Regions from separate parts of the Mus musculus genome. Here region 1 is linked to region 2. A link is a loop called in an ENCODE intact Hi-C map of the cell type or tissue named here. Cell type or tissue: heart. All regions are shown on one strand. Links, peaks and the distances in the headings refer to the core of each region. The heading gives the core; the rest is flanking DNA. Region 1 has its middle 25 kb from the start of Gm19619. Region 2 holds the start of Areg (amphiregulin).

Region 1 (5,378 bases), core at 88-5,087, 170 kb before region 2:
ACACTATAAAATGCTGACCCAGAAAGTGGAGAAGATCCAGGTAAATGAAGAAACTGCAGCCTCATGGATTGTAAGGCTCTAGAGAACACCGATGGCAATTTTCTCAAAACTAATGTCAAGGCTTTTAAATTTCTTTTTAATGTGAAAAAGTAAAATATAATAAGATAAGGCAAAGATCTTCATGTGGAAGTTGAGTAAGTCAGCCCAAGTGAAGGAGAAGAATTTGAGTAGTAGACACAAGTATGAGAGGCCCACTCATCCTCACACACGGGAGTCCCATACAAACACCAAGCTAACAGTTATAATGTATATGCAGAAGACGTGGTGCAGATGCATGCTGGCCCTGGGCCTTCTGCTTCCATTGCTGTGAGCTCATATACACTTCGCTTAGTTGATTCAGCGGGCCTTGTTCTCCTGGTGTCTGTCCCCTCTGGCTCTTACAGTCTTTCCACCTCCTCTTCTGCAGAATTGAAGGGAGGGATTTATGGCGACATCCCATCTAGACCCTCCTCTTGATGTCTGCCTATAGGTCCCTGCATCTGTTTCCACCTGCTGCCGGAGGAAGCCTCTTGGATGATGAGTGAATATGGCAGTTTTCTCAAAATTGATGTCAAGATTTAATATAATTCTTGCCACAACTCAGAAAGATCCTTTTTGGTACACATTGATGAGAGCATTCTAGAATTTATATAGGGAGGCAAGAAAAAAAAATAATCCCCCACTGGAATATTTAAAATTATCTCAAAGAAGGAAATTCAAGGGAAAGTCATTGTGCTGACTTCACACAGTATTGTGTAGGTTCAGTTGACCATCCACACAGCACTAACAAGGGGAAGAACACAAAGATGAACAGAGCAAGCTGCAAACCTTGGAAAACCACATGCAAATATATCTGATTTTCTCATTTTATTGTAGTAAAATACATATGATACAAAATTTGTTATTTTCACTATATTTACATTTGGTCAATGATGTTAAATGCTGCTAGCTTCTTATCTCTCTATGATCCAGCACTCTACTCCACTAGCTCTTTCCATCCAGCAAAAATAGTACTCTGAGTCCATTACACAGTGATTCCCCTCGCTCCCTACCCAAGATCCTGGCCACCACCACTCTGCTCTCTGTGAAGCTGACTGCTCTGTTCACATGAGTGGAATTCTAAGTACCAATTGGCGATTTCCTTGCTTCACATAACACAGAGCCCCCCAGATCTGTCCAGGTTGTCAAATTCTCTTCTAAAGATTTAGTAATGTTCTACCATATCCATATCTCACATTCAGTTCATCTGTTCCTGTGTTGGTGGACGGTAGGGTAGCTTCTGCCTTCTGGTGACATTCTGAGAATGTATGGGAGAACACACATCAGTCCGTGCCTCCCTATATAAATAAATACTCACAGAATTGAGATTTGTCTTTTCATGCCAATTCTATTTCTATGGCTTTGAGACATTCACTGTGCCTGCATCATTTTGGATTGCTGCTAACAAAGTGCAGGGTTAAGATGCCCTCTCCTCATTTGTTTAGTGCAAATATGTATCCTTTATATCTATTGTCTTTGCAACGGTAACATCACTTTTTGTTACTTTGTTACTTCCCCACCTCTATTCAATATTTATTGTTCTCCCATTGTAATGGCTACAGCATTGTCTAAAACCTTTACAACTGGAAAGATCAAGGCTGGTGCTATGGTGATGTCCTTTCTTCCAACCTAAGTCACTGCATCAGAAGTGATGCTGCTGATTTGTCCCCATGGGCAGAAGTTATAGCACCTTGAGTAGTTTTTTCCGGGTCACAGGTCTAGACTTCTTTGTAAGTGCAGCCGTTACAGCATCAGCATCCAACATCACTGCTCTCCTGATTTCTACTGAGATAGCACTATGGCTGATCTTTTCCATGCCTTCTTTGGCTGAGGGGGTGGTAGTACCATCTCTACCCTTTCCTTATCAGCACCAGGGGCAAGGAAGAAAGCATAGGCATACTAGTGGAGAGGTAATACAACGTCAATAGCTGCTCTGGAAGCTAAATATGCACCTGCTGTGACAAACAGCAATTGCTTTCATGGACATGTCCTCTTAAAAACATATGTCCCTCTAACACCCTACGCACCAGTGTTTCCAACAGCTTTGAGACAATCCAGATGTCCGTCACCAAGAACGTGGTAAAATAAATGCCAGTACACCCACATCGTGGGACACCACTCAGTGATGAGAAGCAATGAACTGTTACACACAACAGCTTGGACGAAAGCCAATCTCAGAAGATTGCACACAGTTCCATTTTACGATAACATTCTTGAAATAACAAAATTAGAGACAAGTAGAGAAGATAAATGATTGCCAGGTGAGAAAAAATTAGGCAGAAGCAGGAGGCTATGAGGTGCATGCAGAGGGGAAAGGTGGAGGCTATGATGAGGTCTCAATGGTATGAGCTTCCTGCATCTTCATCCTTCATCATTGTCTTGGGTTTAATGTGGTACTGAAGCTTTGCAAAATGTTTTCTTTTGCAGCTATGGGAAAAGAGCACACAGAATCTCTGTGTCATTTTCTATGGGTGCAGCTTAGCTTATAATTATCTAAAAGCAAGGGTTTCATTAAAAACAGGTGAGATAATTAGTTTTGAGAAAGAATTACTTATTGTGTTAATCTGCCAGCAGCAAGAAATAGTAAAAATCTAGAATTTTTGCTATTGACATGGGATTTTCAGATTAGTTTCAGGCAAAGTGTTGGCTGAAATTCCTTGGATCACAGGGTAGCTAAGAGTTAATGCCATTCAAAACCACAATGAATCAGCAATCTGAAGAGTGAATTGTGGAAGTTCATGGGATCCTGTTCTGCAGCACTTAGAAATCACCACAAGAGGGTGCAATGATCCCAGCTAATTACAGGGACAGTGGCATCAGGTGAACCAACCGGGAGGTAAATTGTCTAATGTGGAAATATTCTTTAACCCAGATGCTTTCTCTAGGATGCACCTGTGGTTAGTTGTTGCTTTGCTTTTGTTTTTTGTTTTTTTCTTAAAGGCTGTAAATCAGTTGATAGAAACTGATAGCAGCTGACTGCATCAAGGAAAGAGAAACAGATCATGAATGACAAACGGGAGGATGGGACTATCCAGCCTCTAGAGATTCTGAGAGGAGACCTCTTCCTCATCGTGGAGATGCTCCACTTCTGCTAAATTACAGGTATGCTCAAAGCACCTATACAAATTGGTACCAAATTTGCAATTGAATGCCAGGATGACCTCCCATTTGGAGGCATAGATTGGGAGCAAAATGGTGGTGCATTAAGATCCATTCCGTTTCACTGTTAAAGTCATAGATGGGAGCAGGGTGCAGGTGAGGTGTGAATGTGTTATTGCCCAGCAGAATTCTTTGAAGGGCTAATCTAATGGACTTTCTCTGAGGTCTCATCTTCCTTCCCTTAGAGGTTGGGGGAGACAATAGTGTCTATCATTCCGACCTTGCTCTAGAAACGGAGGTCAGGCCCACTGAGAGATCTATGAGATGGGGTCCTCGGCTGAGTGAATCAGATGCTGTGTAGCCCATGCCTGGAGAGTGGAAAGAGGCTGACTATAGGCAGAAACAGGCTCCCTTCTACCAGTCAGTCACTCAGAAGAATGGGAGATTCTGCAAGCCAAAGAGGCAGAGACAAGAGCTGAGTCCACTTGCAGGAGCCTTTGCCTACACCAGGGGGAAGACTTGGGGCTTTGGAAGAATCAGATTCCCAAAACAGTGAGCAAGCTTCTAACCAGACCTAGAGTCTGGAGCCTCTAGACAGGTGGGAACCTTCTTCCTCCTCTCAGCTTCTCTCGTGTCCCTGCTGGCTCTCCTGGGATAAGCCAAAGCATAGATGTTAGAACCAGCTCGCAACAGGGAAATGAGAAGAATTTTGTGTTCAGAATTTTGCATAAATTATGTGTTCAGAATTTTGCATAAATTAGACATGGTCACATGTGCCTGCATCTGCTACTGGAGAGGATGAGGCAGGAAGATTGCTGGCTTAAGTTACACAGTGAGTCTGAGACCAGCAGATGCTATCTTTCCCGAGTAAGCTCCTTTCTCAGGAAACAGCTGCCACAGCAAAATCTGAGGTGATCAACTGGAGCAAGAGACAGAGGACAGCTCTACCTAGTCCTGTTTTAACTGTTTTCTCTTAACGCACCCATGGCCTGGGAATCAAATCTTTAACTCATGGGACTTTGGGGGGACACTCAGACTCCAAATGAGAAAACCAACTTGTCTAGCAAACGCCAACACATTCCTCTCCAGCCCCTTGTTCTTCATATACTGTCTTATCTTTCTTCCTGGCCGTTATTAGGCATTGGGTCATCTGTCCCATGAGAACAGGACCCATGATTGGTTTATTCCCTGTACTCCTGGGGCGTTCCTAACATGTAAGAAATCCTCCACCACTTCTCTTAGACTTATTAATTAATTACTCATACTTTAGCCTTTGCAGAAATAAATAAATGCTTTTATATGTTACATACTTAAATAATATTAGTCGCTGGACTTGAAGTTGTGGATTAGGGATTTATCTTTCTACTGTGTCATATACAACCTTTAGGAAATGCATCTAATTCTTGTTCTTTTTAAACAATTTAAAGATAACGTTCAAGGCAAGCCCATGCTCTGAACTTCTCTGTACCCACCAGGACTTGCTTTCTCATCATTTTTCCTCTATCCCAAGTGCTGATGTATATCTGTAAGACAGTGGTGACTCAGGACTAAGCTAATATGCCTAAAAGGAAGGCAGAAGGGTGAATAATTGAACTACATTGGAAAAAAGACTAAATTGACTTTTAGAAATGCTTTTCTATGTGTATGGAGTTAGAGTGTTTGTGCATGTGGGAACACAAGAGCCCACACCTGCACACGTGTGGAGGACAGGGTAAGGTATGGGATTCTCTCTATTTCTCTCTGCAAAGCTTCATCTCTCTTCCTGCCTTCCTCTCCCTAGGTGCTGGGATTATAGCAGAACATAGCCATGCCTGGGTTTTGACGTGGCTGGCTACTGGGGATGGGAACATAGGTCCTCATGCACGTGCAGCAAGCACTCTCACCCCTGAACCATCTTCCAATCCCTGTCAATGTTTGCATTAGTATCTATTAATGATGCGTTAAAATGAGTTTCATTATGATGTATTTATACATGTATGTAATTTATTTTGATCAAGTCTGTCCCAGCTTCTCTCTCTTATTCCTGACTGTGTCTGTCGCTCCTCCTTCTTCCCAAGCAGGTGCCCCCCATCTTTCCTGTCTTCTTTGCATGCTTTATTAGGATGGTTTATCAGAGCATGGGTGATGCTTGATTTTCAGGAACCTAGACAACTTCCTGTGACTACACCACTGAAGAAAATATTCTTTTCTCTGTATCAACC
Region 2 (5,378 bases), core at 305-5,304:
AGTTAGAGTAAGCCCTCTAGGGGAATTGTCTTAAATGAATTATCACTACATTTTATCAGATAGATTAGAAGTCTAAGCCAAATAATAGTCACTGTGCTGAAGTGTTTCGACAGACAAGATACCTCTGGGTATTTTAAGCAAACAGCCTTCCAAAAGAGCTCCAGCAACTGTCTCAGCTTTGTACATGTGTCACCGCAGTTCTTTCTAGGTGCTAGCCTCTTGCTCGCTCCAGAAGTTGACCTCCAGAACTGTTAGTAACTTAACACACCTTTAACAGGCTGCCGGACGCCTTGATGGTCCAACCTAATCCCCTTTCCTACTACAAATATTAAAAAATAAATAAATAAATTGAAAAAAAAAAAGATTGAGAAGCAAGGTATTGTCATAGAATGCTCACCAAGGGAGGTTTATCCCTGTCTCTGCCTCTGTCCCTCCTTCATTCCTCCTCCCCTCTGGGAGACTCCATTGGAGGAGGAGGAGGAGTCAGGGAAGCTGCTAGGGAAGTCTTAAGAGACCTTAATGAACTCTGATATCACCTCGCCCTGCCTCCAAGATCTGACTTATCAATGGCCTCTTCTCTCCAAATGACAAAGTAAAATGAGAGTGGTGAGCTTTTATCTCTCAAAAAACAAAACAAAACAAACAAACAAACAAAAACAAAAAACGTTATTTAAAAAAAAAAAAAAAAACATCTGTCTGATAGGAGAGAAAAAACAAAACAAAAAAACAACCAAACCAGGGATCAGTAGTTTGGATAAAAATAAAATCCACACATACATCTTTAACATTTCTAGGGTTCGTCATTATTCCTTCTGACCCCTTATTTGTGTTAGAATGCAGTTATTTTAAGTCAGGTAGTGTGGGGGAGGGGACACAAATGTTGAGCTACAAGGCTCACAGGAATGGTTAATGACGACCTATGCTCCCAGAATGGAGGTCATGTCGCATATTGGAAAAGACCATCATCCCAGGAGTCAAACAGATTGAGGTTCTGAATCTGACTCAGTTGCTTGTTCCCAGAGGCGGGAAAGGGGGTAGGGGGGCGGCACACAACCTTTCTGAGCTTCAATTCTTGTGTAAAATGAGCACAGTTATGTCTATGTACCAGAGTTGCAAACATTAAACATGCACATGAGGTTTTGATGAATGCCTTGGACTTTCAGGATGCAACCTCCACGTGGCTCTGAGGACTCGCAATAGCCACGCCTACAAAGCCTTTAGAAAACTGAGCCATCTCCCTTCTGAAGCCACTTTGCAGAGGTAAAACCCGCATCTCACAGACAACGCTTTCCTTGTGCCCTCCACTCACCTCTGACTGAATCATCTATAATATAGCCGGATATTTGTGGTTCATTATCATACTCCTCTGAGTAGTCGTAGTCCCCTGTGGAGAGTTCACTGCCAGAAGGCATTTCGCTTATGGTGGAAACCTCTCTTCCCACAGAAAGCTCAAGTCCACCGGCACTGTGGTCCCCAGAAAGCGATTCGCCTTTCCCTGAGCTGGGGTCATTGAGCTCCAAAGCAGCTGCATAATGGCCTGCAGGGACGGAGAGAATAAGAAGAGATGAGTCGGATACTTCTGTCTCAGTAAGTGAGCATTGCTGTGTAGACATGTGTGTCTCCTCATATCAAACAGTTACTGCATGTGTGCTATTGGGTGTTGGGATTTGTTTTTTGTTTGTTTTGTTTTGTTTGACTGAGTCGCTCATAGAAGCAACTTCCCAGTCTGCCAAGAAGCAAACTCAGTTGCCCAAATTACTGAGTTTCTTTTATCTGGGTTTTCTTTTCCAGATCGCCTACATTAATTTCCACAATTGGATAAGTCCTGCCAAGGCAATGCCCCCAGAATCACGTAACCCGCAATGTCTAAGTGGCCTACACCCTTCGGGTCTAACTTGGGTGCGCTTTTCCAAAGCTTTCCTGCCATCTTTTGACCGGTACTGATACATTTTAACTCTTGTTTACAGCCATTGAATCTGTACATAAGATGCAAAAGGTAGTGCCAATAGTGGCAAAGAGCAACGGTTTTTACCGTCTTTATCTATTATTATCACACAGAGAAAAGGTTCAGAGCCGGGTAACCCCTTGGAGGAGTCCTGAGCTTCAGTCCTTGATTTCATTTTAATTCTTTTTTTTTTTTTTAATATCAAGACAGCATTTGGCAGCGATGCTTTCAACCTCTGAACACTTTGAGTCTGCTTTGGAGAGGGAAAAATAAAATCACTAGACAGAAGAATGGAGACAGAAGGCAAAGAGCCCTCCTTCAAATCCTCCTGGATTAACTACTTTTGTAGAAACTACTTCACCTGCCTGGACCTCAGTTTCCTTAGTTATCAAAGAAAAGGGTGGGCTAAAATGACCTCTTAGGTTTCCATCAGCTGGTCCTTGGGTCATGCTAGAGACCTTGGGTCATGCTAGAGACTTCGTCTGCTTCTCTCACCCTCCTAGCATGAGCAATTTCAGGGGTATGAGCTAAGGGGATCTGCTCCCTGACGTTTGGGGAATGTCAAGAGGCAGCAGCATTCAAGGGGCAACAACCTGAGAGGTGGCGGATGCTCACCTGAGCCTAAGACCAGCAGCAACAGCACTGAGCGCGCCAGCGGTAGCAGCGGAGTTCTCATTGGTTCCACCGGCCGGCAGCGTCTCGGTCTCTGCAGCAACACGACAGCGGCTCCGGGCGGCGGGAGCAGCGGAACCACGGAGCAGCGGGCGAGCACCGGCGCAGGGAAGCCCAGCCCGCCGGGCTCCGGACGGCTGGAGCGGCCAGCGCCTCAGGCTCAGCTGGAGATGTCCGGGCGGTGGCCGCGGGTCAGAAGGGAGCGAAGGAAGCGGGATCCAGGGTGCGGCGAGCACCTGCTGCTTTTATAGACCCGCTGGAGCCACCGCCCGTGACGTCACGGACCAGCCCTGGGTGGAGGCGGGAGGTTACTACTCCAAAAACCCAGCTGACGCGGGAGGAAGTGGGGATCGAGCCCTGATTACGCGGGGAGAAACTTTCCCACTCGCGTTGTGTTTTAAGTTAGAGTGGTGCTGAGGAGCTGACAGCCCAAAGAAACTCTTTGCATATACATTAACAGGACAGCAGGCCGGGACATTAAGTACCAAAGTCCCATTTTAGGATGTTTGTGGAGCTTTCAGAGCAACTGTGGCTTAGTGATGTTAGCCCGAAGACTTTGAGGAGGATAAACGAAGCGCTAAAGGACTCCTAATAACCTAGTTATCAATCAGACACCCTCCCTGCGGCCTTCCTCTCTGCAGTATTTGCTGGTCTTTCTACTCGAATTACACTTAAGGTTTTAGCTGGGCGTGGCCAGACAGTGGCACTTAGGGAGACTGAAGTAGAGGTTACAGGGAGAAGTTAACCTGAGCTGTATCATGAGACCAATAATAAGTTGCTGGGGATAAGTGTGCTCCCCTATTTTACAAACCAATAAAAGACAGATGTAAAAAGCAGAAAAAAATGAATTAACTCAAACACACATTATGTAGATTTGATTCAAATTAGTTTGTCACTGAAATCTGCCCCTTGCAGCTCTGATAAAGAGATTGAGGGCTAAACTGACCTTTAAGAAGAGGGTTGCTGGGCAGAAGAAAGTTTCATAGAAAAGGAAAGTTGTCAAGATGATTTAGGTGTTCAAATTGGAAGAATCCAGGGAGGCCCTCATTTCCAGCCTGAGAGAGAGCCCTAATGGGGACACATCTGCGACTCCAGCACCCAGGCTAGAGGAACTTCCAGGCCCACCCAGGCAACAGAGCAAATGTGAGGGGCTATTTGGGCTAGCAGAAAGACTGGTGTGTGTGTGTGTGTGTGTGTGTGAGAGAGAGAGAGAGAGAGAGAGAGAGAGAGAGAGAGAGAGAGAGAGAGAGAGAAAGGAGAGGAGAGAGAAAGGAGAGGGGAGGGGAGGGGAAGGGAGGGGAGGGGAGGGGAGGGGAGGGGAGGGGAGAGGGGAGGAGAGGAGAGGGAACCGAACCCCACTGGGGGCATATTTAGCTGCAAAGGAAGTGAGGGCAGTTACTTCCCCGAACTCTCATGCTCTAGTAGCTCAGGACACGCAAACTTTATATGCCCCAATACAGGGGAACGCCAGGGCCAAAAAAATGGGAATGGGTGGGTAGGGAAATGGGGGGGGGAGGGTATGGGGGACTTTTGGGATAGCATTCTAAATGTAATTGAGGAAAATAGGTAATAATAAAAAATATTAAAAAAAAAAAAAAAAAGAAATGGATTTCTCTTGGCTTAAAGAAAACAAGACACACTTTCTCTAAGCTGTTTCCTGCCCTTATCCACGACCCTCCCTGACTGAGCTCCCCCAATCAGCCTTTTCAGGACTATTGGTTTTAAACTCTTAGAACAAAAACATGGGCTTTTGGAGAGGAGATACAGAAAAGTCCTGAACTGTGCCCTCACTTCTACTCAGTGTTTGGTGAAGGAGTACTTTGTGTAAACTGTGCTTTACTTTTGTGTGGGAAATCACCAAGAGGGAGATTTAGTGAGCAGCACCATGTTTGTTGAGAGCCCAGTCGTGTGGGCCACATATGATTAAGTAAATCTACTAAATCAGATAAAAGGGATTGATTCACAGTACGCTGGGAAAGGAGGCTGTAGTTTAATTTGGCCTGTAGGTATCACAGACAGCCCTGTGCGGGAAGGGAAAAAGGCCCTGGGAGGCCTTCTGAGCAGGAAGTTTGGATAGAAAGAAGGTACGATTTAGGGCGGCCACCAATGGGGATGAAAGATGCTCCCCATCCGTTCTGGGGTAGAAAAAGACCCTGTCCATTCTGTCCTTGCTGCTGCTGCTGCTGCTGCTTCTGCTGCCAGCACCTCCTTCTCTTCCTCCTCCTCTTCCTCTTCCTCCTCCTCCTCTTCCTCCTCCTCCTCCCCTTCCTCCTCCTCTTCCTCCTCCTCTTTTTCTTCTTCTAGATGAGGTGTCTGCAATTGAGGATGATGTAGTCTTGCCCACAGAGCTCAGGCAATCTGCTTACAGGGCTACATACATTCCGAGTCTCACAGGTTTCATTTTTGTTGTTGTTGCTAGCCTAGCTCTGTTCCGTTCTATTCTATTCTTGTTTTCTTACACTCCTTTAAACGGAATTTTTAATTTTCAATGAGCCACTAAATGTTGCTTTTATTTACAAGGCACAATAACTTGACTTTGCTCAGAATGCAGCTAGATCTTTACTTCCTATTTTCTTAATTATCCTTTTTCTTATATTTATCATTATTTTATTTTCTGTGAATGGGTGTTTTGTCTGCATCTCTATTTGTGTACCACATCTGTGCCTGTGCCTTGTGCCTAGTGCCTACAGAGGCCAAAGGAGAGTATTGACTCCCCTGGAACTGGGAATACAGACCTTTGTGAGCTGCCATGTGGGTGGTG

Evidence for each region. Hi-C counts contacts between places; a loop is a spot of excess contacts. Peaks named below come from ENCODE experiments on the same cell type or tissue, not always from the same donor. Only the 100,000 strongest peaks of a DNase experiment are listed, where the experiment ranks them.
Region 1: a loop joins it to region 2, with 4 times the contacts of the local background. A loop is called at or near these places in 2 of 42 quality-filtered maps.

The regions. Positions count from the first base shown.
Region 1 is chr5:91,305,559-91,310,936 of GRCm38, reverse strand. No RefSeq gene overlaps it. Among named protein-coding and RNA genes, the nearest start is that of Gm19619, 25 kb to the right of the region's middle. In heart, for the core only: a CTCF peak has its summit at 2,846 (motif pointing right); no DNase peak of the experiment used is centred there.
Region 2 is chr5:91,137,057-91,142,434 of GRCm38, reverse strand. Areg (amphiregulin) reads right to left here and starts at 2,836. Exons shown (of 6, transcript NM_009704.4): 1 at 2,561-2,836; 2 at 1,310-1,537. The coding sequence starts at 2,621. In heart, for the core only: a CTCF peak has its summit at 2,682; a DNase peak (open chromatin) is centred at 2,914; H3K4me3 peaks cover 1,116 bases; H3K27ac peaks cover 555 bases; H3K27me3 peaks cover 1,882 bases.